Linked DNA regions of Homo sapiens: region 2 is linked to region 1. Evidence: read pairs that join two places in POLR2A ChIA-PET (ENCODE). Cell type or tissue: OCI-LY7. All regions are shown on one strand. Each heading gives the region's core, and the rest is flanking DNA. Links, peaks and the distances in the headings are about the cores only. Region 1 overlaps ATP2B2 (ATPase plasma membrane Ca2+ transporting 2). Region 2 has its middle 6.7 kb from the start of PRRT3.

Evidence for each region. Peaks named below come from ENCODE experiments on the same cell type or tissue, not always from the same donor. Only the 100,000 strongest peaks of a DNase experiment are listed, where the experiment ranks them.
Region 2: POLR2A ChIA-PET joins it to region 1 with 5 read pairs; 2 of 35 experiments call an interaction of 5 or more read pairs at or near these places.

Annotation. Positions count from the first base shown.
Region 1 is chr3:10,373,719-10,379,092 of GRCh38, forward strand. ATP2B2 (ATPase plasma membrane Ca2+ transporting 2) reads right to left here. Exons shown (of 23, transcript NM_001001331.4): 10 at 4,534-4,692; 11 at 1,712-1,926. Among named protein-coding and RNA genes, the nearest start is that of MIR885, 18 kb to the right of the region's middle. In OCI-LY7, for the core only: no CTCF peak of the experiment used is centred there; a DNase peak (open chromatin) is centred at 2,843; H3K4me3 peaks cover 1,026 bases; H3K27ac peaks cover 2,240 bases.
Region 2 is chr3:9,956,410-9,961,783 of GRCh38, forward strand. No RefSeq gene overlaps it. Among named protein-coding and RNA genes, the nearest start is that of PRRT3, 6.7 kb to the left of the region's middle. In OCI-LY7, for the core only: a CTCF peak has its summit at 983; no DNase peak of the experiment used is centred there.

The DNA of each region.
Region 1 (5,374 bases), core at 80-5,079:
GAATTTTTTCTTCTTTTTTAAAAAATTATTTTATTTTGTAGAGATGGGGTCTCACTATTTGCCCAAGCTGATCTTGAACTTCCGGGCTCAAGCGATCCTCTTGCCTCGGCCTCTGAAAGTGCTGGGGATTACAGGCATGAGTCACCACGTCTGGCTGCTACTAGGAAACTTAAAATTGCACACGTGGCTCACATTCTGTCTCTTTTTGGGCAGTGCTGATCTAAGTGGTCAGTCATCTCTGTGCTCTTGATGGTGGCTCCCAGGTCCAGGCTCAGAGAGGGCACAGTCTGCCTCTCCTGTGTTGGGGTGCTCTCCTAAGTTTATCAAGTGACTGTAAAAGTACCTAACTTTAACACTACCTAAGATGAGCGAAGGTAGCGGGTGCCAGAGATACGAACTGCAGAAGGCGCAGAGGCCTAAAAGCATCTGTATATGATTCTCCCAAACCAGCTCTGTGCAACTTTCAAGGACATCCCCGGGCTCAGTGAAGTGGCTGTGGAGGCCCCCTACTCGTGGCTCTATAACAGTCACCCTCTGCTGGCCCTGGGTCCCAAAGTAGCCTCTTGTTGTGGCCTGTTTGGGCTTTGGTTTGTGGGGATGGAGTTTCCTCAAGAACCTTAAAACAGGAAGACGATAAGGGCCGTATTTGTTACACAGAACTGCCACTTTCTGGCGTCTGTCTAGAGATCTCTTTTCTGTATGAAATTACATCGGAGAGCCCAGCCCAAATTCCAGCTTGGAAACTGATGCTCACCATGCCCTCTGGAGGCTCTGCCAATTTCTCAGAGTGAATGCCTCGTTTATAAACATGGCCACGCCTCCACCCTTGCAGGGACATTCTGGCATGGGGCACTGGGAAACAGAAGCCCTACGCCCGGCCCTTCGAGGTGGAGAAAACATGGGGCAAAGGGAAGAAAATGAGACCCGGGTGTGAGAACCTGGGGGTGACCCAGTAGGGTCAGACTCGCAGTGACTGGGCACTGCAGACAGTCATGGCCTGGGTGCAGGTGGAGGTGCAGCTCTGCCATCAGGGTAGCGCTTAGAAAGGTCCCAGACCAAGCTTCCCCGGAAAACATTCATGACCCCAGCTCTTCATTTAACTGCTTTAAAATTTCTTATATTTTTAGCCTCTTTCCCAAGGGGAGGAGGCTTCTATGAAATCAGACTTCCTTTTTGTTTTTGGCTTACCCCTCACACTTCAGGGAGCCACCTCTGTGATGAGTTTTACAAGCGCTACAGTTGCCCGCGGGGCCTACGACTGAGACCGCCAGACTTCTACGTAAATTTGGTGGGGTAAGGATGAATTCTGGCTTGCACGGTGATGTCTTTATTATTTTTTTAAAATTTTTGAGTTGATTATCAATGTCTAAAAATCACGAGAGTCTACATTAAGTCCAGATTTCTGGCTTCTCTTGGAAAAAGGTGACAATGTGGCAATGCTGGGCCTGCACCCCTGCAAGGCGGCGTGTGGCTGGGCTGAATAACAGCTGCCTCTTCAGCCAGGGTATGGCTCTCTGGTTTGCTACAGGCCCCTGGACTCTATGAAAGCGTCAGAGTTTTGGGGTCCTGCATACATTCTTCTTCCAAGCTCCTAGGGGGTCTATGGGGCTTCTTCGTTCATCTCCCAACCCCAGCACCAGCCCCAGTGATTCCCCCAGGCCCTCAGCTGCAGCTGCATCAGCCGGCTGGTCCTGCTCTCCTCCCCTCTCACCTTCACCGAATAGGCCAACGAGATGGTGACGGCCAGAGGGAGCCCCTCGGGCACGGCGACCACCAGCACCGTCACGCCAATGATGAAGAACTTGACAAAGTACTGCACGTAGACGGGCGTGCACTCAGGCAGCCACGGCTTCTTGTTGACCACGAAGGTGTCCACAGTGAAGTAGAGCACCAGGATGATCACCGTGATGGCTGACATCACCAAGCCTGCAATGTGAGGGACACATGCTTGGGGGGTTCCAGGAAGTGGAGGCTGGGGGTGGTGTGGACCAAATCTTTGGCTGAAAGAGCTCCGGGTCAGGCTGACCCCAGCTCACCTCCCAGCTCTGCCACTCCTTGCTTTATGACCTGTGGCAAGTTCTTGAGACCTTGATCCTCACCGAGCCTCAGTCTCCTGCTCTGTACAATGGGGATGCATACTTCCTCCCCAAGATTTTGTAAGGCTCAAATGTGGTAATAACGCATGCAAAGTGCCCAGCATAGTGCTCGGCAATAGTATGTGCTCGACACATAGTAGGTGCTCAAGAGATGTGTGCCGAGTGACTGTGTGAATAAAGGAGGAATGGTTTGCATTGAGCTTTCACACAATAATGACGTGAAGTTGGTATCATTTATTTATTCATTTATTCGACAAATACCTTTTGAGCACCTATGACACGCCAGGCACATCTTAGTTCCTAGTTTGGGAACTAGGACACAGCAGTAAAGAAGACAAGAGTTCCTGCCCTTGAGGAGCAGACATTCTAGAGGAGGAGGAAGACAAGAAACAAAAAAACGAATACATGAACAAGACAGTTTCAGATATGGTGACACATTGTGAAGAAAAAGGCCAGGATGATGTGATAGAAAGTGACATGGGGGACAGGGGTAGGGAGTGGTTACTTTAGCTAGGGTGGCCAGGGAAGGCTTCTTGGAGGAGGTGGTATTTGAGCAGACACCAGTCGCATGGTGACCTAGGGAAGAACATTCCATGTAGAGGAAACAGCAGGTGGCTTTTTTTTGGATGAGGAAACTGAGGCTCAGATAGGGGAAGTGACTTGCTTGCAGCCACAGGCAAGAGAAATGCTGTAACGGTAGGAACGCAGCTGGGGACCCATCCTGATCCCCTGGGGCTTCCTCTTCAGTTTAGCATGCCCATCCCCCATCTGCTACAGGTGCTACTGCAGGTGCTGCGGAGACTGCTCACACCCGCAGACTCTGACAGAGGAAGAGCCTGCTCAGGTGACTGGGTCCCCTTGTTGGGAAGTGCCTGGGAATGCACTCCCATCTTAACCTGATGGCCAACATCCAGTGGCTGACGTGTTAGTCCCAAAGCCCAGCCATCTGCTTTGAGGTAGGACAGACCCTAGAGTTCTGGGCAGCCATGGACTTTATCCTGAAGACAGTGGGAGTCACGGAGGAGGTTTGAGCAGAGGAGGGCAGGATGGATTTGGGTTGCTCCAGAGCTCCCATGGGATCGGGAGAGGCTGGGAGTTCTCTGGAAATCTCAGCTGCCCCCGGCTTCTTCCCTAGCGTGGACCTGTGCCCCTTGCAGGTCTCACCTGAGAGCACCCTGTCAATAGATCCCCTGCCTACCCATCTCAGGGAATTCAGCCAAAGAGAGAGGCAGAGATGGGCTGTGAACCCAGGAGTGCTTGACTGTGAACTCCATTCTTGGCAGGGCCGAGGTGCAGGAGGGAGAGGAGTGAGGACTTTGAAGGCCATGGGGTTGTTCTCATCGCTTCGTTCCCGGCCCTGTCAGTGCCATGTTTCCATAGAGTCTTCTGCCTGTGGCGGTGGCGATGGCGGTATAGAGGATAGAGGAAATCCCTGGGCCCATAGCTCTCCACCCCCACCTCCAGCTGCGGAGCCTCAGAGCCGGCTCCATCCCTGTCTGACAGTCGGAGGGGCTGGAAGCCAAGCTCCCAGCTAGCCGGGAGCTGTCACCAGGCCCCCAAGTTTAAATTTAGACAGCCAAGCCTGTAATCTGCTTCCCTTCCCCATGCTGTGGTGTCTATAATTAGAGCTGGGGAGACAGCCACAAAGGATCGAGCAGCCAGGTGGGAAGGCCTTGGCATTTGCTACCTCCTTACCCGGGAGGGGAAGCCTAGGCCGTGCCAGAGGGTCGGGGGCTCACTTTGCAGCTGGGCCAGCGGGGCTGTCACCAGCCATCACCTGCAGTTACCACTTTAGTTGGGATGCCCAGTTTGTTGTGCGGGGGCTCAGACCATGGGTTTCTCCCTGGGCTCTTGGCAATGTCCTTCAACCTCTTCAGTTTTTCCTCTGCACTGTGGCCAGGGTGGTCATGATAAAGCCCAAACCCATTCTTGTCTTCCTCTGCTCAAGTCTCTTCCATGGCTCCCACTGTCCTCAGGATAAAGTCTGTGTTGCTTGGAACTTCAGGCCCTGCACCCTCTCCAGCTGCTGCACCTGCCAAGTGCTAATGCTTTGTATGCAGAGTCTCCTTTAACTCCCACAGCAGTCTGTGAAGTGGGGACAACTATTATCCTCATTTTACAGATGAGGATACAGAGGCTCAGAGCTAGAAGTTACTTTCCCAAGTTCTCACAGCCATTGCCGGACAAGAAGGCAGGCCGTCTGCTACCAGAGCCTTGGATTTGCTCGAGCTTCACTCTTCTGTATCACTGAGTGCTAATGGAGTGCCTTCTGTACACAGGACTCAGACTGGGTGCTGTGGTAGAGAAAGGTGGGCTTCAGGCACTCATTCAAGCCCCCCACTTTGCAGATGAGGTAACTGAGGCCGAGCATGGGGCAGGGCTCTGCCTGGGGTCCCCCTGTGAGCCCTGTCCCCTGCCTCCCACCTGCTGCACTCACCCGCCTTCCCGATCTGCACAGCCAGCTTGGTGAGCTTGCCCTGCAGCACGGACTTCTCCTTCTTGTGCATGCTGGCCTTCTTCCTGTCGTCAGCGTCGCCGCCCTCGGCACTCTTGAGGGGCTGCATCTCCATGGCGGCTGCCCCGTCCTGTTGTTTGGCTGCAGGGGGCAGATCACGCACGTGCATACACACAGACACATAGACACACATGCAGGTCAGCCCACAGGGTGGAGACGCTGGCACCCACCCCTGCCTGCCCAGGGTAGGTGCTGACTGCCTGGACTGAGCCCCGCATGGCTGGTGCAGAAGTCCTGTGATGGGGGCCTGCCTCTTCCAGCCGGAGCTATGGATCCCAGTGGTACTCGCTGCCTCAGACCTGGAATCTGGGACACAGCAGGGACTGATGCTGTTACCCTGGATCCCCCTCTCGGCCTGAACAAGCCTGTGAGTCCTACCCTAGGTGGTCCCTTGTCCTTTCCCACATTCAGACAAGACAGACAGGCTTGGGCTCTACCCAGCTGGTCCTTGGGACCTGTTGTGGGATATTAAGTAGCCACTCGACAGGAGGGACAAAAAAGGAGGCTTAGAACGTAAAAGAGGGCAGCCATGGGAGCCAAGTCACTATCCCAGTTGGCGTGGCCTCTTCATGCAGGATGGACTGGAGGGCCCGTGACCCTTTTGGACAGAGACTGAGCCAAACTCCCTACCCCTCAACCTCTAAGGATCTCAAAGTCTTCAGCTGAATGGGGCGCAGAGTTCAAAGGCTAGGGAGATGCTGGCCCATGGGTATCCCCCTCCTCACCGGTGGACACCTCTTTATTTGGCCTGGCACCATGCAAA
Region 2 (5,374 bases), core at 175-5,174, 420 kb before region 1:
CACCAACTAAACAAACCTGATCTTTTTAAAGAGGTTTTTTGTTTGTTTTTTGAGACAGAGTCTCTCACTTTCACCCAGGCTGGAGGGCAGTGGCACAATCTCAGCTCACTGTAACCTCCGCCTCCTGAGTTCAAGCCGTTTTCCTGCCTCAGCCACCCGAGTAGCTGGGACTACAGGAATGCACCACCAGGCCTGGCTGATTTTTGTATTTTTGGCAGAGATGGGGTTTCACCATGTTGGCCAGGCCGGTCTCAAACTCCTGACCTCAAGTGATCTGCCTGCCTTGGCCTCCCAAAGTGCTGGGATTACAGGCGTGAGCCACCACACCTGGCCAAGAGTTATTTATTTTTTTTGTGTGTGAAATCTGATGCCACTTTAAAATCAGCAGATCCTTACCCCATTCCCTTTCACTCTCAATTCCCACTTTCTGGAAGTAATTATTGTCAAGTCTTTCTGGTACTTCTGGTTATTTCTTCTGGTATTTATCCTATTTTCACATCAGATTTATGCGGCTAATGTTAATTATTTTCAGTTTTGGGGGTTAATCTATTGACTACTATGAAGATAATATGAAAATGTAGTTCTTCTATTACTTTCCATATTTTTCTGTAGTTTTTTGGTATCATTATTCTGCATTTACAATACTAGAACTGTGAAACAAGTATTCAAGCTGATTCAAGAAGTGTGCTGTGAGGATAATAATTCCCTCTCCAGACATTGTTTCTCCTGCAGTAAGTACTGCTTGGTTTTTCATTTGCTTAATTTTCCATGCATCTATCACTAATTCATTCCCCTTAATCTTTCCTTAAAGTGAAAAACAATTGAAAGATTTAATTTCCCATTCAGATAACATTTTCAGAGATTCACAGAATTCTACAGAGACAACAAACAACATGGTTTCTTCGACAGATGAATGTCTTGAAAAAAAAGGGAGGGAGGGAAAACTGTTACATAAGAGATTTAAGAGATATAGCAACCAAATGCCACGTGGGGGCCTCGTTGGGAGCCTCAGTCAAATAAATCCACTGTGGAAAAGACATTTTAAGACAATTAGGGAAATATGAACACAGATTGAGTCTTAGGACATATTAAGGTATAAGCATGTTTGCATCGGGTGAAATAATGGCCTTGTGGGTTATGTGTAAAAAATTCCATATCTGTTATGATACCTACGACTTATGTGTGAAATGACATACTTGTGATTTACTTTGAAAATATCCAACTTCCCTGCTCCCTCCCCTCCCACAAAAAAGTGATTTTGGGAGATACATTAAAAAATTCTGGGCCAGGGGCAGTGGCTCACGCCTGTAGTCCCAGCACTTTGGGAGGCCAAGTCAGGTGAATCACCTGAGGTCAGGAGTTCGAGACCAGCCTGGCCAACATGGTGAAACCCCGTCTCTACTAAAAATCCAAAAATTAGCCAGATGCAGTGGTGCACGCCTATAATCCCAGCTACTCGGGAGGCTGAGGCACGAGAATCGCTTGAACCCGGGAGGCAGAGGTTGCAGTGAGCCAAGATCGTGCCACTGCACGCCAGCCTGGGTGACAGAGCAAGATTCTGTCTCAAAAAAAAAAAAAAATTCTGGTAAAATAGTGATAATTACTTTATTATTATTTATTTATCGTTTTGAGACAGGGTCTCGCTCTGTCTTCCAGGCTGGAGTGCAGTGGTGCAATGATGGCTCACTGCAGCCTTGACCTCCTGGGCTCAAGCAATCCTTCCACCTCATCCTCCTCGGTAGCTGGGACTACAGGCATGTGCCACCATGCCTGGCTGATTTTTTTTTTCATTTTCTTGTGAGGCCTCACTATGTTGCCTAAACTGGTCTCCAACTCCCAGGCTCAAGTGATCCTCCCGCCTCACCCTCCCAAAGTACTTGGAATGCAGGCATGAGACATTGTGCCTAACCTATTTTACTGTTTTAGAGACAGGGTCTCAATCTGTTGCCCAGGCTGGAGTGCAGTGGCACAGTCATGGCTCACTGTAATCTTCAACTTCTGGGCTCAAGCAACCACCCACCTGCCTCAGGCTCCTGAGTAGCTGGGACTACAGGCATACGCCACCATGCCCAGATAACTTTATTTTTTGTAGAGACAGGGTCTTGCTATGTTGCCGGGCCAGTCTTGAACTCCTGGCCTCAAGCAATCCTCCCACCTCAGCCTCCTAAAGTGCAAGGATTACGGGCGTGAGCCACTGCACCTGGTCAGTACTTTATTCTTTTTACTGCTGAATAATACGCCATTGTATGGCTATACCATATTTCATTTATCCATCTGTTAGCTGATAGACATTTGGGTTGTTTCCCACCTTGTGGCTACTATGAATATTCATGTATACATAATTGTGTAGACATGTTTTCTTTTTCTTCTTTCTTTTTTTTTTTTTTTTTTTGAGACAGAGTCTCGCTTTGTGGCCCAGTCGGTAGCCCAGGCTGGAGTGCAGTAGTGCGATCTCAGCTCACTGCAACCTCTGGCTCTCATGTTCAAGCAATTCTCCTGCCTCAGCCTCCTGAGTAGCTGGGACTACAGGAGGCTCGATCCACCTGCCTTGGTCTCCTAAAGTGCTGGAATTACAGGCATGAGCCAACGCACCTGATCTGGACATATGTTTTCTTTTCTTTTTTTTTTGAGATGGAGTCTCACCCTGTTGCCTAGACTGGAGTGCAATGGCATGATCCTGGCTCACTGCAACCTCCACCTCCCAGGTTCAAGCGATTCTCCTGCCTCAGCCTCCCGAGTAGCTGGGATTACAGTGGCGCGCCATCACGCCCAGCTAATTTTTGTATTTTTAGTAGAGACGGGGTTTCACCATGTTGGTCAGGCTGGTCTCGAACTCCTGACCTCGTGATCCGCCTGCCTCGGCCTCCCAAAGTGCTGGGATTACCGGCATGAGCCATTATGCCCGGCCAGTATGTTTTCACTTCTCTTGGGTATATATCTATTTAGGAGTGGAACTGCTGAGTCATATGGAAATTTTACATTAAAACTTTTGAGGACCTGCCAGACTTTTCCAAAGTAGCCTTGTGACTGGTGGGGAGACTGAGGCCCAAAGAGGGAAACTGTCTTCTGCAAAGCAACACAGTGAGTGTGAGAAAGCAGGAGCTAATCATGGACATGACTTCAATGCTGCGCCTTCTCCTCTGACCGCATTACCATCTCACTCTCACTCCAGTGCTCTCCATACCCACTTCTGCCCCTCCATTCCATTCCTTGCCCAGCAGCAAATCCCTTCACACCAGTCCCTACAAAGGCTTCCTGCTGCCATCATCAGGATGAAGTTCCGCCTCTGAGGGATGACTTATAAGCTCCTCTGCCATCTGGCCCTAGTGCTGCCTCCTCATCTTGTCTTCTGAAGCAGTTTTAGTGAGCTATAATTCGCACCCCACCCCATTCACCCGTTTTAAGTGTACAATCCAAATGTTTATCAGTCCTTTCATACTCTACACTGCAGGGTCATGCAGGTCTTGTTTCAGTTCCATGAAAACACCAACATCTTTGCTTCTGAGACTTTGTGCACACCGTTACCTCTGTTTAGAACAGTCTGTATATTTTTTTCTGGCAAGTTCCTCATGATCTTTCACATCTTAGTTGAGATGTTTCTGCTGGGAAGCCTTCCCTGAGCATTCGGGTTGACTGGATGACCTGCAGGATGTTCCCATGGCCTCCCTAGGATCGTCCCTGTCACAGCATGTACTATAGTAGTCTGAGGTTTTTTGGTTTTTGTTTTTTTTTTGAGATGGAGTCTCACTCTATCGCCCGGGCTGGAGTGCAGTGGCGCAATCTCGGCTCACTGCAAGCTCCACCTCCTGGGTTCACGCCATTCTCCTGCCTCAGCCTCCAAAGTAGCTGGGCCTACAGGCACCCGCCACCATGCCCGGCTAATTTTTTTGTATTTTTTAGTGGAGAGAGGGTTTCACCGTGTTAGCCAGGTTGGTCTAGCAGTCTGAGTTTTTAAGGTCTGTGACTGTGTCTTGTTCATATGCAGTGCCTGGCAACACTCAATTCACTATTGGTTGAATGAACAGAAAGATCTGAAAATATCTAGCATGGCCCTGAGCACACTGTAGAAATCCTGCAAATGTTTGCAGACCGCAATTACTTCCAAGGACAGGGACAGCACCTCCTGTTGGGAACATTCCAGATGGTTTGGATGATTAAAGGTAAGATAAGATATTTTTTGTCTGGTACCCATGCCACTTCTTCAGGCAACAGCATCCCAGTTTTCCTTTGGGGAATCACTCTTATTATACCTTCAGTTCTTATAGTTTATGAGAAGCTAAGCAGTTCCTGGAATTTGCAGTTGACTTAAGGCAGATGAGTTAAGATGCAACCCTAACTTTTCCTAGATTTTTTAAAAAGGGGTGCTTTCTTTTCACTAGGATTACTAATCTCGTGCCTCTATAAGAAAACTAACTGTCTAAGAAGCAGACTTGAGAAAGCAACTGAGTCCTGATGATATCATGAGAGGCCCTGGACCCAGCTGTGCCTGAAGCCAACCACCAGACATTTTAGTTATTGAGTCAATTTCCATTCCTTTTTAATTGCTTGAGTTCAGCTTGTCACCTGCAACTGCAATATTCCTAATCCAGTTAGTAACCCTCTTTCACATACACACATACCCATCACACACCTTACAGACCAAACAGAGGAATCGAGCTGACTTTTGTCCCTAAGCACGGGTTTACCTACTCACCTCAAATCTAAATTGTATTTTTCTGAGTTGTGTTGTGCAGTTGACTGTCAATATTTAGCTTTCCTTGTACGGTACTTTCTATACCAAGCTTGTCTGGCCTGTAGGCTGCATGCCGCCCAGGACAGCTTGGTATGGGGCCCAACACAAATTCATAAACTTTCTTAAAACATTGTTTTTTGTTTGTTTTGTAGCTTATCAGCTATCGTCAGTGTTAGTGTATTTTATGTGTGGCCCAAGACAATTCTTATTCCAGTGTGGCCCAGGGAGGCCAAAGGATTGGACACCCCTGTTCTATTCCATGATCAGCAAGTAGACATTTGCGGTGTCCTAAGTAGTATCAGGTGATAAGTCAAGGTGGATGGAAGAGATGCAATTCTCATTTATAGCCTGGCCCAAATTGAACTCCAAGAAACACACACAATAAGCACTGCTCCCTAAGCCTGTGCGCTGTTCTGGAAAGAGCCTACTAAAACAACCTTGGCTTTTCTTTTTGACTCGCTGATGCCAAGGACAGGTCTGTGCATTTACTACCAGTACAATGGGACAGGAAAGTCTCACACACATTTTTTTATTCTTTGAGATGGAGTTTCACTCTTGTTGCCCAGGCTGGAGTGCAGTGGCACGATCTCGGCTCACTGCAACCTCTGCCTCCCAGGTTCAAGTGGTTCTCCTGCCTCAGCC